Regions from separate parts of the Homo sapiens genome. Here region 2 is linked to region 1. A link is a loop called in an ENCODE intact Hi-C map of the cell type or tissue named here. Cell type or tissue: heart left ventricle. All regions are shown on one strand. Links, peaks and the distances in the headings refer to the core of each region. The heading gives the core; the rest is flanking DNA. Region 1 overlaps LAMA3 (laminin subunit alpha 3). Region 2 overlaps ANKRD29 (ankyrin repeat domain 29).

Region 1 (8,000 bases), core at 1-8,000:
TAGTATGTTAATTTAAATAAGCATCATGATCATTCCCATTTTACAGATGAGGAAACAGAGACAGCGAGGTGTAATAACTTGCCCACAGTCATACAGCTAGTAAATAGCAAAGCCAGGGCATCTTGTTCCAGGGTTCACATTCTTAATTAACCCTTATGCCATAGTGACTGTTAAAAGTGATTAATTGATACTATTTTGATTATTGTCCTTTGTTCAATTGGTGGAAGATGTTTTATTTCATTTTCAGCTTCCCAGTCGACTAAGTTTCCCTCCATACAAAGGTTGTATTGAATTAGATGACCTCAATGAAAATGTTCTGAGCTTGTACAACTTCAAAAAAACATTCAATCTCAACACAACTGAAGTGGAGCCTTGTAGAAGGTAAATAAAATGTAGAAACCAGAAACTCTGTAACTGGAGTTTTGGTAACTTGCAGTACTTTTACATATGATAAAGGATGGGCCAGTGAGATGCTATTGATGTTGCTAGTTGCTTTGGGCCAGTAGTTCTTCAAGTATGTGTGCATGCAACACTGGCAGTCCTGCCCTAAAATCTAATTATGGTAGTCTCTTCTTAATTTGTATGAAATGCTAGATAGTTTTCTCACTTGAAAAAAGTCTTTATGAAAATTTTTGTGCCTCCTACCACAAAATATTTAATATTAGATGGTACCTGATCTAGAGGCCTGATTTAGTGGCTCATGCCTGTAATCCCAGCACTTTGGGAGGTTGAGGTGGGCAGATCACCTGGGGCCAGGAGTTTGAGACCAGCCTGGCCAACATGGCGAAACCCCATCTCTATTAAAAATACAAAAATCAGCCGAGTGTGATGGTGTGTGCCTGTAGTCCCAGCCTCTTGGAAGGCTGAGGCACAGGAATCGCTTGAACTCGGGAGGTCAAGGTTGCAATGAGCCAAGATCATGCCACTGCACTCCAGCCTGGGCGACAGAGTGAGACTCCATCTCCAAAAAAAAAAAAAAAAAAAAAAAAAGAAAAGAAAAGAAAAAGAAAAAGAAAAGAAAAGAAAAGAAAAAGTGGTTCATAAAATGTGCCATGACTTTTTTGGTACTCTTCCACCTCAATCTTTTTGAAAATTGCTGCCTTGAACTCCTAACCTTCCCTACAATTACAAGGACATGGTATATTCTAATATGAGGTGGACCAAATATTTATTATTCAGAATAAAATTACATTGCAAGTTAATAATCTCTTACATTTCAAAATCTTCAGCTGGCAGACCACATCTTCCTAAGCAGACATTTCCAAAAGGGTATCTTACTCATCTTTGTCGAGCTAGGGTTTGATTGTCAGAGTATGAGAGCACATCCAGGAGAAAGAGCTGGCTGCCTTAACATTTTAAAGATGTCTCCTCTGCTTTAACAAAATTATGACAACTAGATTGCATTTTCTTGGCTCCATTTTTCAGATAGCAACATCTTGTATTAATAAGCACACTGGCATGGTGATCATTTGCTGCTGTGTTCTAATTTATGATGATTAATGTTGACAGGAGGAAGGAAGAGTCAGACAAAAATTATTTTGAAGGTACGGGCTATGCTCGAGTTCCAACTCAACCACATGCTCCCATCCCAACCTTTGGACAGACAATTCAGACCACCGTGGATAGAGGCTTGCTGTTCTTTGCAGAAAACGGGGTAATCTATAACAAGCATCCAGATACAACCAAATATATTCATTCTGTTTAGCAATTTGGAGATAACTGGGTTGTTATAAATGACCCACTAGATCTGGAAAACAATGTGTAAATGTTACCTGCATCCTTTTCCTCCACCCAGTTGTACTTTCTGTTGGCTGGGAAATGTACTTTTTTTTTTTTTTTAACATTTTTAGTTTCAGGGGTGCAGGTGCAGGTTTGTTATATAGGTAAATCGCATGTCACAGGGGTTTGGTGCACAGATTATTTTATCACCCAGGTAATAAATGTAGTACTCAATAGGTAATTTTTTCTGTCCTTAAAAATACTTCCACCCTCAAGTAGGCCCCAGGGTCTGTTGTTCCCTTCTTTGCGTCCATGTGTACTCAATGTTTAACTCTCACTTATAAGTGAGAACGTGTGGTATTTGGTTTTCTGTTCCTACGTTCGTTTGTTTAGGATTATGGCCTCCAGCTTCATCCATGTTGCTGCAAAGGACATGATCTCGTTCTTTTTTATGGCTGTGTAGTATTCCATGGTGTATATGTACCTCATTTTCTTTATCCAGTTTACCATTTATGGGCATTTAGGTTGACTCCATGTCTTTGCCGTTGTGAATAGTGATGCAAGGAACATTGGCGTGCATTTGTCTTTATGGTAGAACGATTTATATTCCTTTGGGTGTATACCCAATAATGGGATTGCTGGATCAAATGGTAGTTTTAAGTTATTTGAGAAATAGACAAACTGCTTTCCACAGTGATTGAACTAATTTACATTCCCGCCAGCAGTGTACAATCATTCCCTTTTTTCCACTTTCAACCTCACCAGCATCTATTATTTTTTGACTTTTTCATAATTCCCTTTTTGACCAGTATGAGATGGTATCTCATTGTTTTGATTTGCATTTCTCTAATCATTAGTGATATTGAGCATTTTTTCATATGCTTGCTGGCAGCATATATGTCTTCTGAAAAGTCTGTGTCCTTTGTCCATTTTTAATGGGGTTGTTTGGTTTTTGCTTGTTAATTATTTAAGTTCTGATAGATTCTGGATATTAGACCTTTTTCACATGCATAGTTTGTAAATATTTTCTTCCATTCTGTGGGTTGTCTGTTTACTCTGTTGATAGTTTACTCTGTTGATAGTTTCTTTCATTGTGCAGAAGCTCTTTAATTAGGTTCTATTTGTCAATTTTTGTTTTTGTTGCAATTGCTTTTGGGGTCTTTATCATGAAATCTTTGCAAAGGCCTATTTCTATAATGGTATTTCTAGGCATTTCTATGTCTAGAATAGGTTTTCTTCAAGGGTTTTTTTTTATAGTTTTAGGTTTTACATTTAAGTTTTTAATTAGTCTTGAGTTGATTTTTGCATATGGTGAAAGGAAGGGGTCCAGTTTCAGTCTTGTGCATATGACTAGCCAGTTATCCCAGCATCACTTATTGAATAGGGAGTCCTTTCCCCATTGCTTGTTTTTGTTGACTTTGTCGAAGATCAGATGGTTGTAGGCGTGTGGCTTTATCTCTGGGCTCTCTATTCTGTTCCATTGATGTCTATTTTAATGAGGGCAAATAATCAGGAATTTGAGAACATGCCCCCCAAAATGTGGGAGAAATCTCCCCTTTTCCTGTTCTATTCTCATTATCAGTTTTGTTATTTGAGAACCACTGCTTGCCTAAGAATCTACTTATTCTGACCCAAAACATGTGAAAACTTCCTGGGATCTCTAAGATCTAGACTGACTTCCTGCTGTTTCTGTCTTGATCTGATTCTTACCAGGCTGTGTGGGATTGTGTCTTTATCAGCATGTTTGCCTTCTCAAGACACTGAAGCTTCTCTGTTTTCAAGTAGCTGAGATTCCTAGGGACCCTCTAAAATCTATTAGGTTAGAAAAGTCCAAAGTGACACTCTACAAGTGATCGTCAGCGCCATCTGCTGGTTGATGGAGAGTTGGCGTGATGTTTGCTGCTTTATACCTATAGCCGGCCTGGAGTTGAACCCTCCGGTGAATAGGAGCTTCTGTAGTTGCTCTCACGGAGTATTTCTGAAGAAATGTGGATGAGCCCAAAGGCTTTCTGGTGGTCCGAGAACATGGGATTGATAAGGAGCTTGGGATTTTACCAGAGTCTTCTACCGCAGGGTGGTGACACTGACCCGGTCCAACTCTCCTCTCTGGGGTTGGTCTGGACCCTTCAGGAGATTCCAAGGCTGGACCAGTTCTGATGGTTTGGGAAGGTCCCAGCCAGCCTGAAGGATACATAGAGCAGAGAAGTCATCCAGCATCTTCAGGACACGGCAGTTGTTTTACAAAACAAGGTCTTCTTTGTATATAATTTGAAGTTCTTGGAGACTAAGAACCAGAAATACTACTCATATAATAAGAAAACTTAACATAATACCATTACATAAGAAATGACCTAGAGATCTGCTTTAAGTAGGATGGCTCATGACTCTCAGTAAATTGGTGTAACTCTGTTGTTTATGGTTTGATCAACCTAAGCTGACTCCCAAAGGCAAGGTTTAGGATCCAGATAAGGACTGATTTTCCTCTTAGAAAAGAACTCGGTCCCTGGACCTCAAAGAGAGGCATTCTTATCATTAAGGAACTGTGTAAAAGCAAAGCCTTCAAGCCCTAAGTCAGAAATTGCTCAGCTTATCTTAGGGAAGTAGCTGATTCAAGTATATGTTTCACACCGTAATGGAGATGCAATAATGACAAAGACAGATATGGCTCCCGCCCTCCGGGATTTTATAATCTAGAGGGGAAGAATATGCAAAGGAATGCTGTTAATAGGTTGTTTATTTCATCACAACTGTGAAGAGCTGTATCAAGGAAAAGTTTGGGGGTGAAATGAGGATGTACAACATAAAAGACACTTGAGCAAAGGAAATGCTTCCTCTGAGATCAGGAGGACAGCATTTGAACAGGACATGGGGACAGGCAAGACGGGGGATCCAGGCAGAGGGAGAGGCATGAAGAAGGCCTGGAGGTGGGAAGGGCAGGGAGCACTCAGTGGAACAGTGGCTGCGGGGCTGGAGAGCCAGAGGCAGTGCTGAGAGAGAGGCAGATGCCACGCAGCATCTGGTAGGGGTCAGGGCTTCATCCTGACAGCCGAGGAGAGTCACAGGCTCCCACTGGCATTTTCAAAGACTGCTCTGGCTGTAGGGGGGAATGGACTTTCGGGGGTACATGGGGAGACCGGCGGGTTGTTGCTGCAGGGACTGGCTAAAAATGTTGTGGCTGAGACTAGGTGGGATGACATAAAGAGAGAGCTAAGAATGGCAGAATTTACAAGATTATGTTGGATGGGAGAGAAGGAAGGATCAAGAATGATTCCTAGGTTATGATAAAGGGATGAGAAAGAAAAAAAATGACTCCTAGGTTTGTGGCTTGCTCAGCAATAAGGGAAAGGTAAGCATGGTGATGTATGTGTGTGCCCTGCACACGTGCATGCAGGGGGCAGGCTGGGAGTCAGGGAGCGCATGCACCTGGTATAATGGAAGAAGAGGCAGGCTTGGCAGCCTGTAGGAGGCATGTAGGTCATACGTTCTGTGTGAGATATTCTGAATTTGAGGTCTCTGTGAGTCATGCAAGCAAAGCAATAACAACAAGGGAATCACGTGTGCAGACTTGGCCCTGAAGACAGGTCTAGGCTGGGGAGAACAATTTGGGGCCCATCAGTACACCTGGATTGGAGCTACAGGAGAGCCTGTGATTGTCAAGGCAAAGGGAGTGGTGTGGGGAGGAAGGAGTCCTGTGTAGGATCCCCGAGGAACCCCCAACACTGACATGGAAGGTAGAAGGGGATAAACCAACAAATGAGACAGAGACATAAGAATCAGTCAGAAAACAGATGGTGGAAGGTATCTGAGGTCTGCATAAGACCTCGCCTCTCTCTAAAAGGCACTCATATTTTCAAATAATATTAATGATCTGTATCTTTTCGGTCTCCATCTTTATACACCAGTTATGGATCGCATGAAACAAAATCATGATCATAGCTAGCATTTATTGTGTCTGTCCTGTGGGCCAACCACTGTGCGTGACATTTAACGTGACTTACAGTATTGAACCATCATCCCATCCCGTGAGGTTGCTGTTGCAGCACCATTATCCCTTTTCACTGAGGCAGCAGCTGAAGCTGAGAGCAGGGGGGTCTGTGAGAGTAACGGGAGTTCCAGTGCTCTGCCTCTTCTTCAGCCAAGCCTTCTGGTCATCTGCATTGTTCCTCTGTCCTAGGATCGCTTCATATCTCTAAATATAGAAGATGGCAAGCTCATGGTGAGATACAAACTGAATTCAGAGCTACCAAAAGAGAGAGGAGTTGGAGACGCCATAAACAACGGCAGAGACCATTCGGTACACCTTTTGAGTCTGTTTACTTGAATCGTTAAATGTCCTTAGTCCTTTAAAATTAAGTCAGTGCCCCCAAATAAATAAATAAAACTTCCTATTACCAGATAAACTTATGGATGTTAACTGAGGGATATATCCTTTTAAAATTTGCACATTTCGGCATGAAATGTATAACATATACATGATATCTATAAAACACGGTTAACTTCAAATACAAACATTTCTATCAAAATGTTTTAGTATCATATTTTTATCCAAAAATGCTACTGCTCAGAGCCTTCCTACTATGTATATAAATGAATCTGGGGGAAGATAAATAAAAACATGATAGTTCTGAACCCCTGTGAATAGGATTCTCTTATTTTCGCTGGCTTGCTGATTCATCTCTCATTTATTTCAGATTCAGATCAAAATTGGAAAACTCCAAAAGCGTATGTGGATAAATGTGGACGTTCAAAACACTATAATTGATGGTGAAGTATTTGATTTCAGCACATATTATCTGGGAGGAATTCCAATTGCAATCAGGGAAAGGTAAGATGATTTTTTTAAAACGAGATTTAAAGCCTTTGTTAGTGGTTATGATTGTGACCAAAAAAAATCTGGTCTGCCATTTTTAATTCCACCAACAAACAAACACAAAAAGTTAACTTTTCCATATTAACAGTATAGTCAACAGAATAAAACAGATTTAAATCCCGAATAATGAGACTGGGCAGTGGAAAGAAGGAGGGTGGGGGAATGTGTGTCACCGCCATTGTCATTCTCGGGAGGGGAGGGACCACGAAGGGTATAGTTGGGTTAACAATGCTGGCAGCAAGTAGAACAGAGGCTGTGGCCCTGGGCCCTTGAAGGCTGCATAGGAGAGCGTGGGCCTCCCAAGGCCTGACAGACATCCCTGGGGAACTGAAAGCTGAGGTTGCCACCTTCAGGGAGCCTCTGGAAGAATGTGAAACAGTATGTCTCCTTCACTTCGGCATCAGCTGCTCCTTACATGCTATCGAGCGTGGAATTGTTACGTAACTGTTTCTTGGATGAGTGAACACATGAATTAATTAATGTGAAAGGCAGTAAAGCTTTATCTGAATGGGAAAAATCCCACCATTTTGGAATGCACGTAAAAATAACTTTTACATTTTGATCATTTGTATCCTCCCGGAAGGCTTTTAGATAGCTGACGATAGTGTGTGGACAGAACATATCCTGGAAGGATTAGTGCAGCCTCATGACTAAGTAAGAGTGCTCCCAGAAGGTTAGGTTATGATGACTTTTATATGAGATCTGAAGCTAGTTAACTCTTTTGCTAACTTATACATCAGTTGGAAGGAACTAGAATATGATTTATAAGGTGTCATGCCAAGGTATTCTTTCTTCTAGAGTCCTTATACATGTGGGCGTCTGTCCATTCTACGTAGTCAGGTACTAATCTTTGTTTTAAAGTTGTCAGGGTTGCCTCCAAAGGCAAAAATGCAAATGGGAAAGCTGGGCACTTCAACAGAACCTGGGGGTGACATCTTTACTCCCTGGGCTCTGGAAGGAGCCTTGCAGATCATGGTATGTAGCCCCTGAGTTTTACAAATGAAGAAATTCAGAGCCAGTGAGATTATATTAATATTTAATATTATCAATATCAAATAGCAATTCAGCCATGAATAGCCAGTTATGAATTGTCAGTAAGATTGATTTTATTTCCATGAAATGGAATAAAATAAAATCGTTTAAGGTAGTTTTTTCGAGTACTTTTGAGTATGTTTGAGAGTTGCCACTTATTCATTCATTACACAGGATTTATTGAGTGCCTAATGGGCATCAGGCAGAGTGACAGGTGCCAAGAAGGCAACAATGAGCAGGGTGGAGCCTGGAGAAGAACAGAAGAGAGACAGTCACTACAGGAGAACATGACGTGTGCCATAGGAGGAAGCTCAGGGTGCTGACAGAGCCCAGGAGGGAACCTAATCCAACTGGGGCCATCAGGAAAGTGACCTCCAGC
Region 2 (8,922 bases), core at 482-8,481, 300 kb before region 1:
CCACACACCATGGCATCCATCTAATTTTTAAACTTTTGTAGAGATAGGGTCTTACTATATTCTCCAGGCTGGTCTCTAACTCCTGGCCTCAAGCAGTCTTCCTGCCTCAGCCTCCCAAAGTGCTGGATTATAGGGATAAATCACTGCACTCAGACTGTTTTTACATTTTTAAATGATTTTAAAAAGATTAAAAGACGAAAAATATTTTGTAATATGTGAAAATATGAAATTCCACAAATAACAATGTTCATAAATAAAGTTTTATAGGAATTAAGATTTTTTTTTTGAGACAGGAGCTTCTCTGTCACCTAGGCTGCAGTGCAGTGGCTCGATCACAGCTTCATTTCCCAGGCTCAAGCCATCCTCCCACCTCAGCCTCCCAAGTAGCTGGGACTACAGGTGCATGCCATCATGACCAGTTAATTTTAAAAACATTTTTTGTGGAGATGGAGTCTAGCTATGTTGCCCAGGCTGGTTTGGAACTCTTGGATTCAAGCGATCCACCTGCCTCAGCCTCCCAAAGTGCTGGGATTACAGGTGTGAGCCACCGCACTGGGCCTTTTTGTTGTATTTTCTATGGTTACTTTTGGATTACCACAGCAGAGTTGGGGCAGTTGGGAGAGACTTGTATGGCCCACACAGCCTAAAATATTTGCTATCTGGTAACAGTAATATTCACTAACATTTCAGTAAATATTACTAGACATAAATATTTACTCTATAGTATATATAGTATATATTTATATTATATAGTATATACTATATAGTATGTATATATTATATAGTATATAATATATACATACTATATGTATGTATATATACTATGTATGTATGCATACTCTACACATACCGTATGTATGTATGCATACTCTACACATACCGTATGTATGTATGCATACTCTACACATACCGTATGTATGTATGCATACTCTACACATACCGTATGTATGTATGCATACTCTACACATACCGTATGTATGTATGTATACTCTACACATACTGTATGTATGTATACTCTATACATACTGTATGTATATAATACATCCATACTATATGTACTATATATTATATAGTATGTATTTACAGTATATAATTTACTATATATAGTAAATATATGCCATATACTAATATGCCTCCTGGTCAAGGCAGGAGGATTGCTTAAGGCTGGGAGTTTGAGACCAGCTTGGACAATATAGTGAGACCCTATCTCTACAACAAATTTAAAAATTAGATGGGTGCAGTGGTGTGTGGCTGTAGTCCCAGCCGAGGCAGGAGGATTACTTGAGCGCAAGAATTCAAGATTACTGTGAGCTATGATTGCATCACTGTACTCAAGCTTGGGCAACAGAGTGAAACCCTGTCTCTGAAAAAATGTAAATTTATACTATATATATATAGTATATATATATATACACTATATATACAGTATATATATATATATACTATATATACTATATATATAGTGTATAGTAAATACATTCTGTAGTATATATTTCCTATAGTAATATTTATATATTAATAAATATATCTTTACTGTAGTAAATATATTAGTAATTAGTAATATTTATTACTATTTACTATTTAGTAATATTTACTAAAATGTTAGTAAGCATTACTATTAATATAATAAATAATATAATATAATAAAATTAATATAATCAATAATATAATTATATTAGTAAACAGAAATACTAATATTTATTAAGACTTTACAGAAAAAGTTTGCTGACTCCTGATATATAATATAGGTTAGAAATATTTTAATCAAAAATGATCAAAATTTAGGCCAGATAGGGTGGCTCATGCCAGTAATCCCAGCACTTTGGGAGGCTGAGGCAAGTGGATCACTTGAGGTCAGGAGTTCAAGACCAGCCTGGCCAATATGGTGAAACCCCGTCTCTACTAAAAATACAAAAAGCTGGGTGTGGTGGCAGCGTGCCTGTAATCCCACCTACTTGGGAGGCTGAGACAGGAGAATCACTTGAACCTGGGAGGCAGAGGTTGCAGTGAGCCGAGATCGTGCCATTGCACTCCAGTCTGGGCTACAAAGGGAGACTCCATCTCAAAAAAGCAAAACAAAACAAAACAAAAAGATCAAAACTTAAAAAAAGAGTTTTGGCTCTGTTTTTTAGGTGACCCAGGTATCCATACTGACATATTTTCTGAGGCTTCCAGGTGTTTGAGGCTTATTTTATTTCACTTAAGGGAACAAAACAGAGTGGTTCTTTGCTTAAGAAAATGAAGAGAACAGACATAAGTGTCTGTTCTTCTTCCTTGATTTCACAAATCCTCCAAATGGTGTCAAAATGGCATACTTTCCAATTAGCTATTTCATTACTACTGTCGATTTTTTTTTTTCTGCAAAACTAGGTAATGACAGACTGTGGTTCACTCTTTCTACCACCTCCCCACTTCTACCAGAGCCCCTGGGATCTCCAGCATCAAGAAGCTGCAGGTGTGTTCTTTCAAGAATCCAACTAACCAGGCTAACTGCACCCAAATTCGACACAGTCCCCAAGTGAGGACTTACTTTCTAACCTCTCTCTTACAGATTAGTAAAATTTATCTTTAGGTCTTACCTTCAAAATACCAAGAGTGGGTGAGAATTTAAGCAACTCTTTTATGACATCATTATACCCTTTGTTGGCTGCTTTCAATAATGCTGTTGTGCCATCCTTAACAGAAAGAGGAAAATAAAAGTTGATTATTAACATATATCTGTGTTGCTTGAAAGCAGTCAGTTGGGAACTGGAAAGTACCGTTGTCAGAAACTAATGACGTGTAAATTAAGCACAGATCAGCAATGTCTCTTAATCTAGGAGCATTTTAGAGAATATTAAGCAGTAAATTCTGCATGAAAGAGTATCAGATAAACAGTGACTTAGATTATGTTAGAACTCTGCCATTTGGGAATTCATACTTCTACAGTTCCTGAGAACACTGGGCAGGGGACAAGGGGAATTTCAAGAGCATATTTTTAGGCCATGGTTGGACCAAAGAGGCATTCTCGGCTGTTCATAACTTAGCAGAAATGGTTAACTGTCTTTAATAATTTAGATCATTGTTGAGCTGTATTTACTGTTTCTAAAAAAATTTATACAGCCTTGCCCTAGTCTGCTCTAGGCATCCGCCCGTGTGTGGGTAGTGGGGCTTAGGGGCAGAGGTGATAGATTAAAATCTGCTAAAAGGCCAGGTGCAGTGGCTCACGCCTGTAATTCTAGCACTTTGGAAGGCCAAGGCAGGAGGGTCACTTGAAACCCCGTCTCTACCAAAAATACAATAGCCGGGTGTGGTAGCCCGTGCCTGTAGTCCCAGCTACTCGGGAGGCTGAGGCACGAGAATCACTTGAACCCAGAGGCGGAAGTTACAGTGAGCTGAGACCGTGCCACTGCACTCCAGCCTGGGTGACAGAGTGAGACTCTGTCTCAGAAAAAAATAAAATAAAATCTGCTAAAAAGAATGAAAAGCCAAATTCAAAAATTAATATTTAGCTTCTGTCGTTATTTTTTGGCTCAAGAACACAGTTTCCAAATTCCTTTTTCTCCCATTTTCACATATCAGTCGCTGTGTTTGGAGGATTTAGTCCATAATTCTCCCGTAGCCAAGAAACCACTTCGGCCTGCCATTAGGGTTTATCTGTAATCAGAAAGAAGGAAGAATGAATTGGGGGGCGGGGGGTGGGGGTCTTTTCTGGCTTCAGAGATTGTGGGAAGAAGAAGAGTGAGAGAGAGGGCAGTGAAATGGTGGCGAACGCGTCTGGTGATTTCCCTTTTTTGGAGCTTAGACTTGGAGAGGGGAAGGTGGGTTACGTAAGCAAGGGTTATACAAAGGCCACAGTAAAACACAAAAAGCAAACAGCATAGGTGGTCAGGTTCTCTTCAAGCCTTCCTTATGGGGAAAAGGGCCTGCTGTGCAGCACACAAAGGCAGTATTAGGTGGCACCAGCAGAGGCCAGTGGATGACGGCGGGCCAACAGGGGACGGGGTGCAAGGGGTCTGCAGCTCCAGGGAGGAGGGGCAAGAGGCAGGGCCTGCAGGAGGCGCAGCACCAGCCAGGGGATCCCCCTAGGACACGCCCCAGGACAGCCGGGAGGCCCCCAGGACAGGCGGGAGGCCCCCAGGACAGGCGGGAGGCCCCGTCTCTACCGCCCTCAGGCCTAAGGCTAAGATTCCACCCTCTCTAGTGCGTCCCAAGGTCATCTCGGGTGGAGGAGGAGAGAGACCGAGCAGCACCGAATCAGACCTTGACTTTGTTTTCCTGCTCAAGGAAGGAGGTTGGGAGGAAACCCATGTGGGCTGCAGACTCAGTCAAGACCCGTTTTCTCCACACAGGCGCGCCGGGAGGCTTCGCTCTTTGGCCGCGCGACTCGGGCACTCACGTTCCGCGCAGCGTCGCGGTCGGCTCCGCGCAGCAGCATCACCCGCACCACCTCGCTGTGGCCCATCTGGGACGCGATCCACAGGGGCGCTGTCCCGTCCTGCGGGAAGAGGAGGCGGCGGCCGCCGTGACTGGGGCGCCCGGCCCCACCCGCTCACAGAACGTCTTTAACACCAGGGGTCTGAAAGCGAAAACTCCGGGAAGGCACTCCCTGACCGCAGATCACACTCTGCAGCTGATCCACACCGCCCAGGAGGCAGTGAGAAAAGAGGGGGTGTGTGTAGCCCACGGACGCAGACGGCACGTGGCTGAGCCTGGGCTACTTGAATAATTGCCAGTATTCAAATTTTGGCTTATAAAATCATCCATTTTGTGGCTGGATCTTTTACCAAAAAGGGTGGTACAGACTTCATGGAAAGATGCGTGGGAACCTTGCTTTGAAGGCTTGGGGGAGCAGCTGACCTGTATACATACACCACAGCAGAACCAAATTCCACAAACCCAGAGAGAAGCCGGCCTATTCCCCCAAGACTGTCCATTTCTTTGCTTTCCCAGTGGGTCACACCTTAATGTTCACAAAATACACCCTTCATTCCCATAGAACGCAGGCAGTTTTCTTTGAGGTGGGGTCTGCGGGTCAGAGAACTCAAGTCATTTCTCCTACTCTTCTAGTCTGGTGTCCAGAACCCTCCAAAGCCACCTCATTTCTTAGGGGGCTTAATTTTAGGTGGAATCTGTTGTTGTGTCTTCTAGGAAGTGATGCACATAAACTAGTTACGGCAGGACAGCATTTTGGGGAATATTTCCTCTGCGTATATTTGGGAGTATTTCCCCAATATTGCTATCTCTGTGCACACTGGGCCATGAGGTGGAGATATATTGCTTCAGAGGAGAAAAAAGTAAAACATGCAAGGGATGGGGAAGGATTTGACAGTAGGGTGGTTCCCAGCAGATGGGATGGAAACTGGGAAAGCCTTCCAATGTGTGAAGGAGCTAGAGAGGGAGGGGGAAGGCGGAGGTCACGTGAGAGTGTCCACGTTTTCTTCCCCCTCTGCGTTGAATCTCGCGTGTGTTGTGGGGGAGAGGTAACCTAGGTTGTGGAAGAAACATCAGGTCAGTTATGGGGAATTCCAGATGGGAAAGGATTTTCTCTTCTTGTGAGAAACCAGGAAAGTTACAAGCCCTTTAGAGTTCTGCTCTCTGCTGGTGCCCGGGAGATAGGAGAGAAATGGCCGTGGGAGTTTCAGAGTCAGTGGTCCCCCAGTCCCCATGGCCCACATCCACCTAGCACCTAGGCATCCAGGAGTCCCGTCTGCCTATGGGAAATCAGAAGTGACAGAGAAACAGTCGGCTGGAGTGAGCCTGGTGTCGGGAAGGCAAGGCCACAGTGCCCTGACTTCCTGAGTAGATACAATGGCCAGGCCAGCAGAGAATGGCGAGACCAGCTGCAACCCTGGGGTGTAAGAGTGCAGGACGCTTGTGGACCAGCACAAGGGCCACGCATGAGGCTCTCCACCCCCATCTCAATGCCAGGATGATAGTCTGACTCTTAGGTCCCTTCGGAGAGAAAGGCAGGAGGGAGCAGGATCCAGAATGGGCTAAAGGTAACCTCTGAGGTAATTATGGTAATATGCCCCAAGAGACTGTTTTAGCCAGATAAGACTGAATTACCCATCGGGGGAAGGGGGGCTGAAGAGCAAAATGATTCAGTTATAGAATATAAAGTTACATTTTCTGCTGCAGTGTGTAATTTCAACCTTAGCCTACTAGCAGAAGCAGGCACAAGATTGTTGCCCACTGCTGTCCCAGGAAAGGGAGAGAGGATGAAGACATCTGAGCTGGGTCGGGGAAGCTGGTGACTTGGGAGCCCAGGAGGATCTGGGGGTGCTGAAGAGCAGTCACAGGATGTTGGGACCTGTCTTGGGAGAGACAGTGGAAGAGGTGCTGAAACAAAGGATAGAGGGAAGTGGAAGACACTTTAACTTACTTCATAATTTTTCCAGGGTCCTCTTGGTGGAAATATTCTTGAATCTAAATATTATCATGAGCAATTTGTACTTTAATTTGTACTTTAGTTTAAAAGCACTTCCATATTCTTTATTTGATTTTCCCAATTCAGGATTTAATTAATCAATAATTCAAGCAACCAATAATGATAATTATTATTTGAGACAGGACTCTGTTACCTAGACTGGAGTACAGTGGCATGATCAAGGCTCACTGTAGCCTCAACATCCTGGGCTCAAATGACCCTCCTATCTCAGCCTTCCTAGTAGCTGAGACTACAGGTGTGCACCACCATGCCCAGCTAATTTTTTTTTCTTTTTTTCTTTTTGTAGAGATGGGGCCTTGCTTTGTTGCCTAAGTTGTTCTTGAACTCTTGGCCTCCAGCAATCCTCCCACCTCAGCCTCCCAAAGTGCTGAGATTACAGGTGTGAGCCCAGCCTTCTAAGTCTCAAGCAGAGTGCTAAAAATAAGTCCTGGAGAAGAGACATGGAGGTTTCCATACGACTGCAGTGCCATCATAAAGTATGGACAAAAATGCACAAAATCAAACAGGTGGGAGGGCTGCTGCATGGGGAATGAGGGCTCAGTGTCCTGGATAGAGTGCTATCTGATCCAGGTCTTGAAGAAGGACCAGGATTTTGCTAGGTGTGAGAAAGGGGAAGGGTCGTTTGAAGGAGAAGGAAAAGCAGCTACAGTCACAGTGGCTTGGACAGGCATGGCTCCTTCATGCAGGGTGGGAAATCTAGCTGCTGTAGCCAGAGGGGTGCGGGTGGGACCCTGGAAGGCAGGAGGGGAGTGTGGGTCCAAGCTGGTGCCAATACTAATGCGCTTCTCCCTCCGTGCCTGCTCTGGGTCTGTTTTGTTCTTTGTCACTCTCTCCACCAGAGGGCGGGCAGGGAGAGGCAGCCAGCTGTCTATTCAATGTGCTTTTCAATGGCTTGGTCATTATTAGTAAACTTGTATTAACAATTGAAACTAATATGTGGGAAAGTGCTAAAAGGTGCTATATTGTGAAAAATTATCTATCTATCTACCTACCTACCTACCTATCATGGAGTCTTGCTCTGTTGCCCAGGCTGGAGTGCAGTGGTGCCATCTCAGATCACTGCAACCTCCACCACCCAGATTCCAGAGATCCTCCTGCCTCAGCCTCCCGAGAGGCTGAGACTACAGGCATGCACCACCACACCCGGCTAATTTTTGTATTTTAAGTAGAGACGGGGTTTCACCATGTTGGCCAGGCTGGTCTCAAACTCCTGACCTCAAGTGATCCACCCGCCTTGGTCTCCCACAGTGCTGGGATTACAAGCATGAGCCACTGTGCCTGGCCAAAAAATTATTATTATCAATTTAGAACATCAATGATAACACTCATCAAATATATCATCTTAATTGGAATAGTCATGGGAGGTGGAAAAAGCAATCAGTTCTTCCTGGCTGTAAGACCTTAGGCAAATCATCTCAGCCTGAGTGAGTGTCCTCTTAGGAAAAATTATTAGCTTCGCAGAGATAAGTGAGAAAACATATACAAAGGTGGTGAGCATGAGCACTGGCTCACAGATGCTTAGGAAATGTTAATTGCATCTGAGTAGTATTTATCATGAGAAACAATACGCCCCTTAATTTGTACTTTTGTTCACAAAATACTTCCATATGCTTTTTAATTTGATTCTTCCATCGACCCTGTGAGATAACTGACTGTGAGCAGGTAGGAATGAGTGGGAAAATGAGATTTGGGGGCCGCCTGTGTATTTCATTACTAGTCATTACATCTCCAAATCTGATTTTGGAGCCCAGGGAGTTGCATGTGAGTTAGAGCATTATTGTCAAATCAGATTACCTATCAGTTGATTATTTAGTTTATGAATTAGGAGAGGTTTTCCTCTTTTGTACACCTTAATTTCTGTTTTCTCTTATTTTTTCCTTCTGGTATAATGGTTAGAGCCTTCATTTTCATCATGAAAATGATGGGGTGCAGTGGCTCACACCTGTAATCCCAGCACTTTGGGGGGCCAAGGCGGGAGGATGGCTTGAGCCCAGGAGTTCAAGATCAGCCTCAGCAACACAGTGAGGCCCCCATCTCTATAAAAAAAAGAACAATGATTTCATATGTTTTTTTTTTTTGAGACGGAGTCTTGCTCTGTCGCCCAGGCTGGAGTGCAGTGGCACAATCTTGGCTCACTGCAAGCTCCGCCTCCCGGGTTCACGCCATTCTCCTGCCTCAGCCTCCCGAGTAGCTGGGACTACAGGTGCCCACCACCACGCCCGGCTAATTTTTTTTTATTTTTAGTAGAGATGGGGTTTCACCGTGTTAGGCAGGTTGGTCTCGATCTCCTGATCTTGTAATCTGCCCGCCTCGGCCTCCCAAAGTGCTGGGATTACAGGTGTTAGCCACCGCGTCTGGCGATTTTATATATTTTTTTAAATTAAACATATAAAAATAATTTTGAAAATGATGAAAAGTAAGTCAATTTAGCTCCTTTTTGTAGAGTTTTGGAATGTACCAAAATGTGAAAAAACATTTAAAAATATTCAAAT

The links. Hi-C counts contacts between places; a loop is a spot of excess contacts. Peaks named below come from ENCODE experiments on the same cell type or tissue, not always from the same donor. Only the 100,000 strongest peaks of a DNase experiment are listed, where the experiment ranks them.
Region 2: it touches region 1 in a loop (4-fold over the local background); 54 of 110 quality-filtered maps call a loop at or near these places.

The regions. Positions count from the first base shown.
Region 1 is chr18:23,915,042-23,923,041 of GRCh38, forward strand. It overlaps LAMA3 (laminin subunit alpha 3), which reads left to right. Exons shown (of 75, transcript NM_198129.4): 59 at 248-381; 60 at 1,510-1,654; 61 at 5,894-6,013; 62 at 6,411-6,544. Among named protein-coding and RNA genes, the nearest start is that of LINC02958, 64 kb to the right of the region's middle. In heart left ventricle, for the core only: a CTCF peak has its summit at 3,595 (motif pointing left); a DNase peak (open chromatin) is centred at 3,600.
Region 2 is chr18:23,615,153-23,624,074 of GRCh38, forward strand. ANKRD29 (ankyrin repeat domain 29) reads right to left here. Exons shown (of 10, transcript NM_173505.4): 7 at 4,379-4,477; 8 at 2,580-2,675. Among named protein-coding and RNA genes, the nearest start is that of NPC1, 33 kb to the left of the region's middle. In heart left ventricle, for the core only: CTCF peaks have their summits at 4,117 and 7,258 (motif pointing right); DNase peaks (open chromatin) are centred at 4,449 and 7,259; H3K4me3 peaks cover 1,064 bases; H3K27ac peaks cover 1,000 bases.